Linked DNA regions of Homo sapiens: region 1 is linked to region 2. The links are chromatin contacts, found by Hi-C in ENCODE. All regions are on one chromosome and are shown on one strand. Each heading gives the region's core, a stretch centred on a gene start or an enhancer-like site at or near the end of the contact. The rest is flanking DNA. Distances are from core to core; before and after follow the strand shown.

Region 1 (4,915 bases), core at 1,679-4,178, 570 kb after region 2:
AGGCAAGGCATCAAACAGGCTGAGCCACCAGCCCCGATTCATCCCCAAGACCACACTTCTTCCATTGCAGCTATGCAAATCAGAGGCTAATAATAATGTTGAGATTTGTATAGCACTTTAGAGTTGCCAAGGCACTTTCACAAATGATGCTACTTAACTGATGTCCATTACTGGAGTCTCAGGAGTTGGAGTCAGATGTTTCACAGATTACCTTGTTTGGCCTGTTCTGTGTGACTCTGGCTGTCACTTGCCTTCTCTGGGTTTAATGTGCCTGGAGGGCAGACGGTAATAATCAATCAGTCTTCTGCAACAGAGGATGGGAAGTGTCTGGAGAGGGGCTGATGGTGACAGGATCTGCCAAGCTTCGACAAGCTCTGGAGTCCTTAGTCTAAAGAAAAGCCATTCACTAGGCTCCAGGAAAACAAACTCAGAGGTAATAGAATCTTTCCTTCAACCCAGCTTTTAAGCCCTAAGTGCTTCCAGAAGCCTCAGAGTTCTCTCACTTCTGAGCCCCTTGCCAAGGCTAGTTTTGGGACAGGGAAGTAAGGGAGGAGCTTTTGATTCCTATACAGCTCTATTTTTAACTGGAATTTATCTTCCTGCTCCACCAGTGATTGGCGCCTTTGAAACTGAGGTAAAGCACACTGTCAGCAGGACCCAAGCATAAATAGCAGGGGACAGAGAGACTGATCTGTGATGTGGGCAAGAAGTTAGACAGATGGACAAACCAATCAGCCAGCATCTTTGCCAAGAACAGCTCAATTAATCACACACTGTCCCCAAGCCTCTCTCTCGTTGTTCCATTCTCTGACTTCCTTATGTGGCAAGTGTGAGGGTAAAACGTGTCAAGTCTAGGAGCCCCTCCCAGTGGGGAACTCATCAGGGTGGGGCCTCGCACTCCTCGGCTTTCCCCCAGCATCATGGGGAAATCTGGCATCTTGAATAGAGGTGAATCCTTTTATATCTTTATGTGAAATCAGCATTTGGTGTTTAGGCTGGTATGGAGATGAGCTTGAATTATAGCAACCCACAGTAAAGGGGTACCTGTCTTTTCCTCCAGAACAGCTGTTCGCAGATCGGAAAGTCCATGGCCCCAGCAGTTCCTTCAAATCCCTAAACGAAGCCTTTTTTTTTTTTTTTGAGATGGAGTCTCATTCTGTCACCCAGTCTGGAGTGCAGTGGTGTGATCTTGGCTCACTGCAACTTCTGCCTCCCAGGTTCAAGCAATTCTCCTGCCTCAGCCTCCCAAGTAACTGAGATTACAGGTGCACACCACCACACCCGGCTAATTTTGTATTTTTAGTAGAGATGGGGTTTCACCACGTTGGCTAGACTGGTCTCGAACTTCTGACCTCAAGTGATCAACTGCCTCGGCCTCCCAAAGTGCTGGGATTACAGGCGTGAGCCACCATGTCCGGCCTGTCAAAGCCTTCTTCTCAAAACTTTGCCCCATTAACTTAACTTCCCTGCTGGAAGTGGCTGGGAGGTGAGGAGATCTGCCCCTCCCTTGCTCCAAGGGGACAGCATCTTAGAATGACTAAAGTTATTTACTTTGGAGGGAGCACCCAAATAAGAAAGCTCAGAGACACCACTTTTAGCACAAAAGGAGGGCCATGGAAGAGTGTGTGTGTGTGTGTGTGTGTGTGTGTGTGTGTGTGTGTGTACAAGGGAGTAAGCTCGCTGCTGGAGGGAAGCATCCTTTGTTTTTGTAGACCACAAGAGCCAGGGAAAGGCAGGATGGACTTTCTCAGACAAACTGCTGCCCAAATCCTCCCATTTTCAGACTAGACGTGAGGAGGGGAAGTGCAGGGGGAGTTCGAAGTCTGTGTAAGAAATGCTGCCACCATGGTGACAAAAGACAAAAACCTAATGTCTCCGGGACTGGACATGTAAAAAATCTTATTCAAACCAAGTGGTTATGTAGGCCTCCTGTAACAAGGCAGAAACGAACTGGCCATTTCCAGCATCACTGACTTACTCTGTGTGTCTTGGTGACAAATGGTACATGAGAATAAATGGTGTCCTGGGGTGCATCTTGGCCTCTTCAGGGAACCTGGGGGCACCTCAATGGAGGGACAGCCACGGTAAACTGATGACCACACTGGAGGCAAGACTCACCGCCAGTAACAATAACAACCACCCTTCCAAAGCATTTGCAATGAGCCAGGCCTTGTCCCAGCCCTCTGGGTATATAGCAAATCATTTAATCCACAAAACAACTGATGAGGGATGTGCTACAGCCATCCTTGTCAAGGCACAGAAAGGCTAAGCCATTTGCCCCAGGTCCCCAGGCTGGTAAGAGATGGAGCAAGTCAGTGCTTGAATCCAGGCAGTTTGGCTCCCATCCACTGTGCTATCTGCTCTCGTGTCACTTACTTATTAATTCCACAAATATTTACTGAGCGCTTCTTTACCCATGGCACTCAAGTAGGGAACAAAAGACACATATATATGTGTTTCAAGTTCAATAAAGGGCATTTGCTCACCCTTGTTCAGGAGGTAAGGAGACTCGTACACTGTCGCAGACGTTGCCCTTTGCCGGTGGGGTCCTTGAGGAATGAGAAAATTGGACCTGTACTGCCTCTGACATCCCAGGGCACCCCTCCAGGACAGAACCAGGTTTTGTTTGTCTCCAGGTCCCCAAAGCCACACCCCGGGCCAAGAGCATTGTAGATATTCACTAAATGTGATTGACCGAATTTTTTAAGTCCTTGAATGCAGGAGCCAGTTGGATAATGCTGTTAAAATACCTCACTGTCACAGCATTCCTGCTTGCAGCCACAAAACAGGTGCCTTGCATGGCATCTGGTACCCATTTGCTGATTAACTGTTTCTTCTTCTCCATTTGCCAGGAAAGACCGGCAGAGACCAATGCCAATGTGGACAACTCGGCGTCCCCCTCGGTGGCCCAGCTGGCCGGGCGGTTTAGGGAGCAGGCGGCTGCAGCCAAGGAGGTGAGTCAGGCCGCTTCAGAGCAGCCTCTTCAGCAGCGGGCAGGAGGAAAGGGAAATCTGGTCAGGCCCAGCGGAGAGGGAGGGAGGAGGCTTGGTAGTTACCAAATTAGGAAGAGAAGCCAGGGGCTGGAGGGGTTTCTCTGAATGTGAGGAATGTCTCACTGCTGCTGTGCCTGGACAGAATCTGTCCCCACCAGGGTGAGGCTTGCACTCTGGCCAGGAGGAATCAGACACAGGGCAGAGATGGGCATCTGTATCCATTTCCATCTTGATCATCCACCTATACAGACTTAGATCTCACACAGCTGTGCCAGGCCTGGACTGTGTCAGAATAAAGAAGTTCCTACAGCCAGCTCCTGCCCTGTAGCCAGAGCAAGGCAAGGCTGGGGCAGACTCCAAATCGAGAATTGAGAAAGAAGAGAGGGCTTGAAGGAAAGCACATTCAGATAGGAAACCAGGGATCAGGAAGGAAGAGCGTCCGGTGACCAGTAGAGGAAAGTGTGACAAGGGAGGGTCTTAACTTTGGAGAGATTTGGGCTAGATTTTCTTGAGTCAAGCAGTGTGAGAAGCTCATTAGAAGTGAGATGAGGGGGCCGGGCACGGTGGCTCACGCCTGTAATTTCAGCACTTTGGGAGGCCGAGGCAGGCAGATCACTTAAGGTTGGGAGTTCGCGACCAGCCTGACCAACATGGAGAAACCCCGTCTCCACTAAAAATACAAAATTGGCCGGGCGTGGTGGCACATGCCTGTAAGCCCAGCTACTCAGGAGGCTGAGGCAGGAGAATCGCTTGAACCCAGGAGGTGGAGGTTTCAGTGAGCCGAGATGGTAACATTGCACTCCAGCCCGGGCAACAAGAGCGAAACTCAGTCTCAAAATAAATAAATACAAACAAGTGAGATGAGGGAAGGGTGCCCCAAGGTGGAGAGAAATCTATCGTGGCCCCTTGGGGCAAGTGAGTACTTATTTGCCTTGCATTTTTAGGTGCACTATTTCGGGGTTTTGTTTTCCCATCTGAAAGATCAGGTTCATAATTTCTAGACAGTACAGGCATGTCATAAAGGATAAAGAAGATAGCATTGATCTCAGGTGCTGGCACTGCCTGAAAACTGAATGTGATTCAGGTCGGTGAATCTCAAGTAAAAGTGGATATTCTAGCAGGAAAGGAAATGGAGTGGAGAGGGTGAAAGTCAAAATGGGTAGATGGTAAATAGAATTAATTTAAATAGTAAGCAGGCTGTCCCAAAGACACGCAGTTCCCTTCCTCCATTCTTAAATATTCCTACACTTCCCTAACATCCTAACATTCCTAAATCCCTAAACCTTCCTGAAACCAGTTTCCATTTCCTTGCTCTTCCTCCCTGTTGCCTGATCAGTGCTCTCTTTTTCTCTGTGTGTCTGTCTGTCGCCCTCCCTCCAGACACCAGCCAGTAAACCAACCCGAAGGAAACCGCCCTGTTCCCTCCCCCTGTTCCCCCCCAAGGTAGACCTGGGCCAGAATGGTGAGGAGGTAAGTGCTGCTGTTGGGGCTCAGAGGATGCTGTGATGGGTTTTCTTTCCTCTTCTTGAGGAAAGTTTGGAGGAGGGGGCACCAAACTCATACTTTAAAGCTCAGACTCTGTGCAGGGAATTTCTCCATTTCAGAGTGAATCTCCTCTTAAATGTTTCCTGAATCGTTTACTTTGGAAACTAGGCTCCTCCCTGCTCCCTTTTACTGAGGCTCCTTTATGATTTGTCAAGGACACGAACACTATTTTCCAAGCCTGAGAATTTTAGCAAAGAGAATGGGTCATATATTATTAACAGACCCAATTCAGGAGCCAGGAAAGTTCTGTTTTATTCCCAGATCTGACTTAGGTGATCTTGGAATAAGGTGTGGAGAAGGTACCTGGAAAGGGGGCTACACTTACATAGGGCAGGACGGAAGCATGAGAAAACCCCGTGATTCTGCAGTATCCTTGT
Region 2 (5,142 bases), core at 1,551-4,050:
ACCCTTAATAAATAAAATGATTAATGTTTTGTTAATAGGAGTATAAATAGTATTAATTACTGAAAAATAAAATAATAAAACTCCCTTAATAAATATTGTTGAAATGGAAAATATGACTGCTCACATTTATATAAAATCTGGGGCTTTGATTCTAGTTTTATGAAATATTGTCATATGAAAACTAGCTGTCCTGAACCCTTGGAGCTCAGAATGTCCACCAGGTCTGTTATAGAGGCAAGGTTTGCTCTACCATATTGGCATTATTTTGTTGTTGCTTCCCATCTGTAACATATTTGCCTCAGTCACTGATATTTATAGGTTGTGTATCACTACTGAGGAGAAGAGTGCCTAAGCATTTGCTTAAAACTTGCTTCCTAGCCCTTGGAATAGCACTATTCCTGTTATCTATTGGTGCTTAACAAATTACCCCAAAACTTAATGACTAAGGACAATAATTTCATTTTGCTCCCCTTTTTGTGGGTCAGGAATTTGGACAGGACTTGACCGGGCAGTTTTTCTGTTTCATATGGCATCAGCTGGAGTGGCCTGATGGGCTGCAAGGTCCATTTCTAAGAGGATCATTCACATGGTTGGCTGTTGGCTGGGAGCTCAGCAGGGACTGTTGACCAGTGGCCTTTCTAGCTTGGTGTTCTGGGGGTAGTCGGACTTCTTATATGGCAGCTCAGGAGTTCCCAGAAAAAGAGTGTCAAGACCCAAAGAAGGAAAGCTTCCCTCAAGACGTGGGTTCAAAAACTGATCAATTATCACTTCCACCATGTTGTATTCTATTGGTCAGAGTAGTCACAGAGACTACCCAGATTCTAGGGCAGTAGACATAGACCCCACCTCTCTAGGCAAAGAGTATCACAGATCTGGGGTGACCATTACTCTACCATAAGAAAAAATTACTAATTGCTAACATAGGCCTCAGATATTGTATACCTCTTGGCCTCTGAAGGGCAGAGAGTAGGCATGGAGAGGACACAGCCAAGATCCTGCTTTTGCTTTGAGACTTACTACTGGTGTCCCAGTAAAATGATGAGCATGCAGCAAACACTTGATAGATCTTATTGCTGATTGTTGTAACTGCCACATTCCCTTAAGTATAGTTCTATTGAAGACATATTCAGTCAGTGAGTCAGAAATTATCTATGAAACATTTACTGTGTGCCAGACATTCTCCTAGGTGCTAGGAACACAATGGTCAACAAAATACCCAGTCATGGTCCTTGCCTTCATAGAGGGTATGATCTAGTGTAGGAGACCAATATTTATCAAATGATTTCATAAATAAGTGTAAAATCACATCTGATAGAAGTGCCATAAAAACAGGTGTATGGTGCAAGATCAAGGAAGACTTCCCTAAAGAAGGGACGATTGAACTAAAATCTGAAAAATGAGGGAAGCAGGAGAGGACTAACCATCAGGCTGCAGAAATGGACTTCTACAAAGTCCCTAGGCAGAGAGGAACTTGGTGAGAATGACAGCCAAAAGAAGACCAGTGTACTGGAAAGGAGTGAGCCAAAGAGAACCCAGTGCAAGTTGAGGCTGGGGAGGAGGAAGGGCCAGAGACTACAGGCCCTTGGAAATCATCAGGTTTGATCCCCTAGGTTGTATGTGGACACCTGGCCCAGCCTTACCATGGTCCATCCATTCATCCAGACATCCAGCTCTTCATCCATCTACCCATCTGTCTGTACATCCACTCACTCAGTCATCAAACCCTGACTGATCACCCTCCATCTGCTAGAGACACAGGTAAATAAGACCACCTAATCCACCTAATCTGTACCTTTATAGAGCTCACTGCCACCCCCACTAGGTGTTTAAGTCTTTACTGTCTTCACCAAGTAATGAGATTCCAAAGATCTCTCTAGTTTTAACACCAAAAGATAATATCCCATGAACTTTACCCTTAATCCACCCCCACTCCCCAATAACGTTTGTTTGAAAATGCATCTTTTCGTCACAGAAAATGCTTGGTGCTAGAATGGAAATGAGCCAACACAACCGCTATCGTAAAACTCTATTATCTTCACCAAACAATGAGATCTCTAAAGGCCTCTCTAGTTTTAACATCCAAAATAATTTGGAAATGAATTAAATTGAGTTGATTAGAGTTATGGGGGGGAAAAATGGCAGATAGGAGGGAGGACTAACTTGCAGCTCCCACTTGGATGAACAGAACAGCATATAGAGACTCACATCATGAACCTTTGCTCCAAGAACTACCACAGGAACATACCAGGAAAACTGAAACAATTCACAGACCCTTTCAAAGAAGCAGCTTGCTTCTGCAAACATCATGAGATAGCCAAAAAACTGTGAATGCCCAAAGTGTGAGAGGGGGAAAGTCTGCCTCCAAACACACATCCTCACTGGGGAACCTGAAAATCCAGATCACAGGAGAAGGATTTAACCTTTCCTAGAGGTAAAATGAATTTAGAGAGCTGAGAAACATATAAAAGTAGAAGAAGCAGCAGGAAGAGCCCTGTAAGCACTCTCAGTCCCCAGGGAAGCCATTTCTGACTTTATCTCACAGGGGTCCTTGGGGAGGGCAGCCAGGGGTATTGGGGAAGGACCACAGGGAGAAGGAAACTTCCAGCTGAACTTTGTAATAATTTCAACCAAGTGTAAATTGTCCAGGGCAGAATGGGGATGGGGGAATGGCAAACAGGAAGTGCAAACAAGAGCACAGAAGCCACCACAGTGGGGTAGTGGCAGGGCCTGAAAGCTCTGCTTGCTTTCTCCTCAGGGAGGCTTATAGCCTGGGGCAAGATCTCATCCCTGCTTACCGGCTGCCTAAATATAAACTCAGTGCTGTTGGTGGGGCACAGTGAAAGTGAGACTGGCCTTGCTGGCTGTGTGGGAGCTGGGTGAGGCACCCACTGCCAGCTTTACCCCCACTTCCCTGGCAACCTGTATGATGCAGCAGAGGCAACCACAATCCCTCTGGGAACATAACTCCTTTGGCCTGAGAACCACACCCTCCATCCCCGACAGCAAGCCCCATCCGAGGAGAGTCTGAGCTCAGACACACCTAACCCTGCCCCCACCTTATGGTCTTTCTCTACATGCCCTGGTAGCCAAAGACAAAAGACATAATCTCTTGGAAGCTCTAAGGCCTCACCCATCACCTGAGAAACCTGAATATTTATCCAGAAGACCTTAGGACAAGTTTGTTTCCCCCCTATACTACCGCAGCTGATGCATTCCTGAAGGTGCCACCTCCTGGCTGGAGGTCAACCAGCTCAAGCCATTACAACAACTCATAAAAGAACAATGCTGCTCTAAGAAAGGAGAAAACAACAGCTAATTCTATCATCTGTAACATCCTGGCTAACCAGAGGTCCTGAGTCTGTCCACATGACAACTTCACTGCTACCATAACCAGCATTTGAGAAAACGAGTGCAGTAAACAAACCTATAACCAAGGACCCTCACAGAGTCCATTTCACTCCCCTACTACCTCCACTGGAGCAGTTACTGGTATCCATGGCTGAGAGACCTGAAGGTCGATCACATCACAGGATTCTTTGTAGACACTCCCCAGTACAAGCCTGAAGCCCTGGTGGCTCCACTGGGTGGCTGGACCCAGAAGAGCAATAATAGTCACTGCAGTCCAGCTCTCAGGAAGCCCCATCTCTAGTGGAAGGAGGAGAGCACCACATCAAGAGAACACCACATGAGACAAAAGAATCTGAACAGTAGCCCTTGAGCCCCAGATCCTTCCTCCAACATAGTCTAGCCAAATGAGAAGGAACCAGAAAAACAATTCTGGCAACATGACAAAGCAAGGTTCTTTAACACCCCCAAAAGATCACATTAGTTCACCAGCAATGAATCCAAACCAAGAAGAAATCTCTGAATTGCCAGAAAAAGAATTCAGAAGATCAATTATTAAGCAACTCAAGGAAGCACCAGAGAAAGGTGAAAATCAACTTAAAGAAATTTGAGAAATAATACAGGATATGAACAAAACAAACTCCAGAAAAATAGATAGCATCAACAACAAAAAAATCACAACTTCTGGAAATGAAAGACACACTTAGGGAAATACAAAATACACTGGAAAGTTTCAACAAAATCAAACAAGTAGAAGAAAGAACTTAAGAGCTCAAAGACAAGGTGTGAGAATTAACAATAGTAATGCCATTTTTCCACCTTGGTGATTGTGTTTTCTACCTTGGTGACAGTGTTTCCAGAAACAAAGCAAATGTCAACCTCACCGGTACCTTTAACGGAGCATAACAATCCTGACCACAACAAAGACTGACTGGCCCTTACCACATCCTTTCCCAGCCCCTTACAGTTCCAACCTTCCAGCACTTCCCCAACCCCTCTCTTGTAGAAACTTTATTATAAAAACCTCAGCTTTAAGCTATCAGGGTCTCCACCAGATTCCTGACGGAAACCCCTTGCAGGCTTATTCCTGTGAATAAACCTGTTTGGCCATTGAGATGCTTTCTCTCCATTGCTCTCTTGTTTTTATTTTCCTAACACCAGGTTTTCAAATTAACCCAATCCAACAAAGACAAAGAAAAAAAGAATTTTTGAAAGATGAACAAAGCCTCCAAGAAATTTAGAATTATGTTAAATGACCAAACCTGAGAATAATCGGTGTTCCTGAGAAAGAAGAGAAATCTAAAAGTTTGGAAAACTTTTAGATGTGGGCATGGATGTGGTGCGAAGGGAACACTTTTACACTGCTTGTGGGAATGTAAACTAGTACAACCACTATTGAAAACAGTAGGGAGATTCCTTAAAGAACTAAAAGTAGATCTACCATTTGATCCAGCAATCCCACTCCTGAGTATCTACCCAGAGGAAAAGAAGTCATTATGTGAAAAATACTTGCACGCATATGTTTATAGCAGCACAGTTCACAATTGTGAAAACATGGAACCAGCCCAAATGCCCATCAGTCAACAAGTGGATAAGGAAAATATGGTACATATATATATATATATATATATATATATATATATATATATATATACACACACACACACACAAATATATATATATACTATGGAATAATACTTAGCCATAAAACGGTCTAAAATAATGGCATTTGCAGCAACCTGGATGGAATTGGAAACCATTATTGTAAGTGAAGTAACTCAGGAATGGAAAACCAAA

What was found. A loop is a pair of places that touch in the nucleus more often than their neighbours do. Pooled maps may share reads with other maps.
Region 1: a pooled map of psoas muscle shows a loop between it and region 2 (2.8-fold over the local background). The contact joins two enhancer-like sites. A Hi-C loop is called at or near these places in 3 of 50 pooled maps.

What each region holds. Positions count from the first base shown.
Region 1 is chr1:167,681,048-167,685,962 of GRCh38, forward strand. RCSD1 (RCSD domain containing 1) reads left to right here. Exons shown (of 7, transcript NM_052862.4): 2 at 2,853-2,954; 3 at 4,374-4,463. Among named protein-coding and RNA genes, the nearest start is that of TRP-CGG1-1, 31 kb to the right of the region's middle. Within about 2 kb of position 2,929, at least 11 of the 41 ENCODE cell types and tissues checked have a DNase peak (open chromatin) inside an H3K27ac peak, as active enhancers do.
Region 2 is chr1:167,106,516-167,111,657 of GRCh38, forward strand. The region is part of intron 2 of STYXL2 (serine/threonine/tyrosine interacting like 2); the gene reads left to right. Among named protein-coding and RNA genes, the nearest start is that of STYXL2, 15 kb to the left of the region's middle. Within about 2 kb of position 2,801, at least 3 of the 41 ENCODE cell types and tissues checked have a DNase peak (open chromatin) inside an H3K27ac peak, as active enhancers do.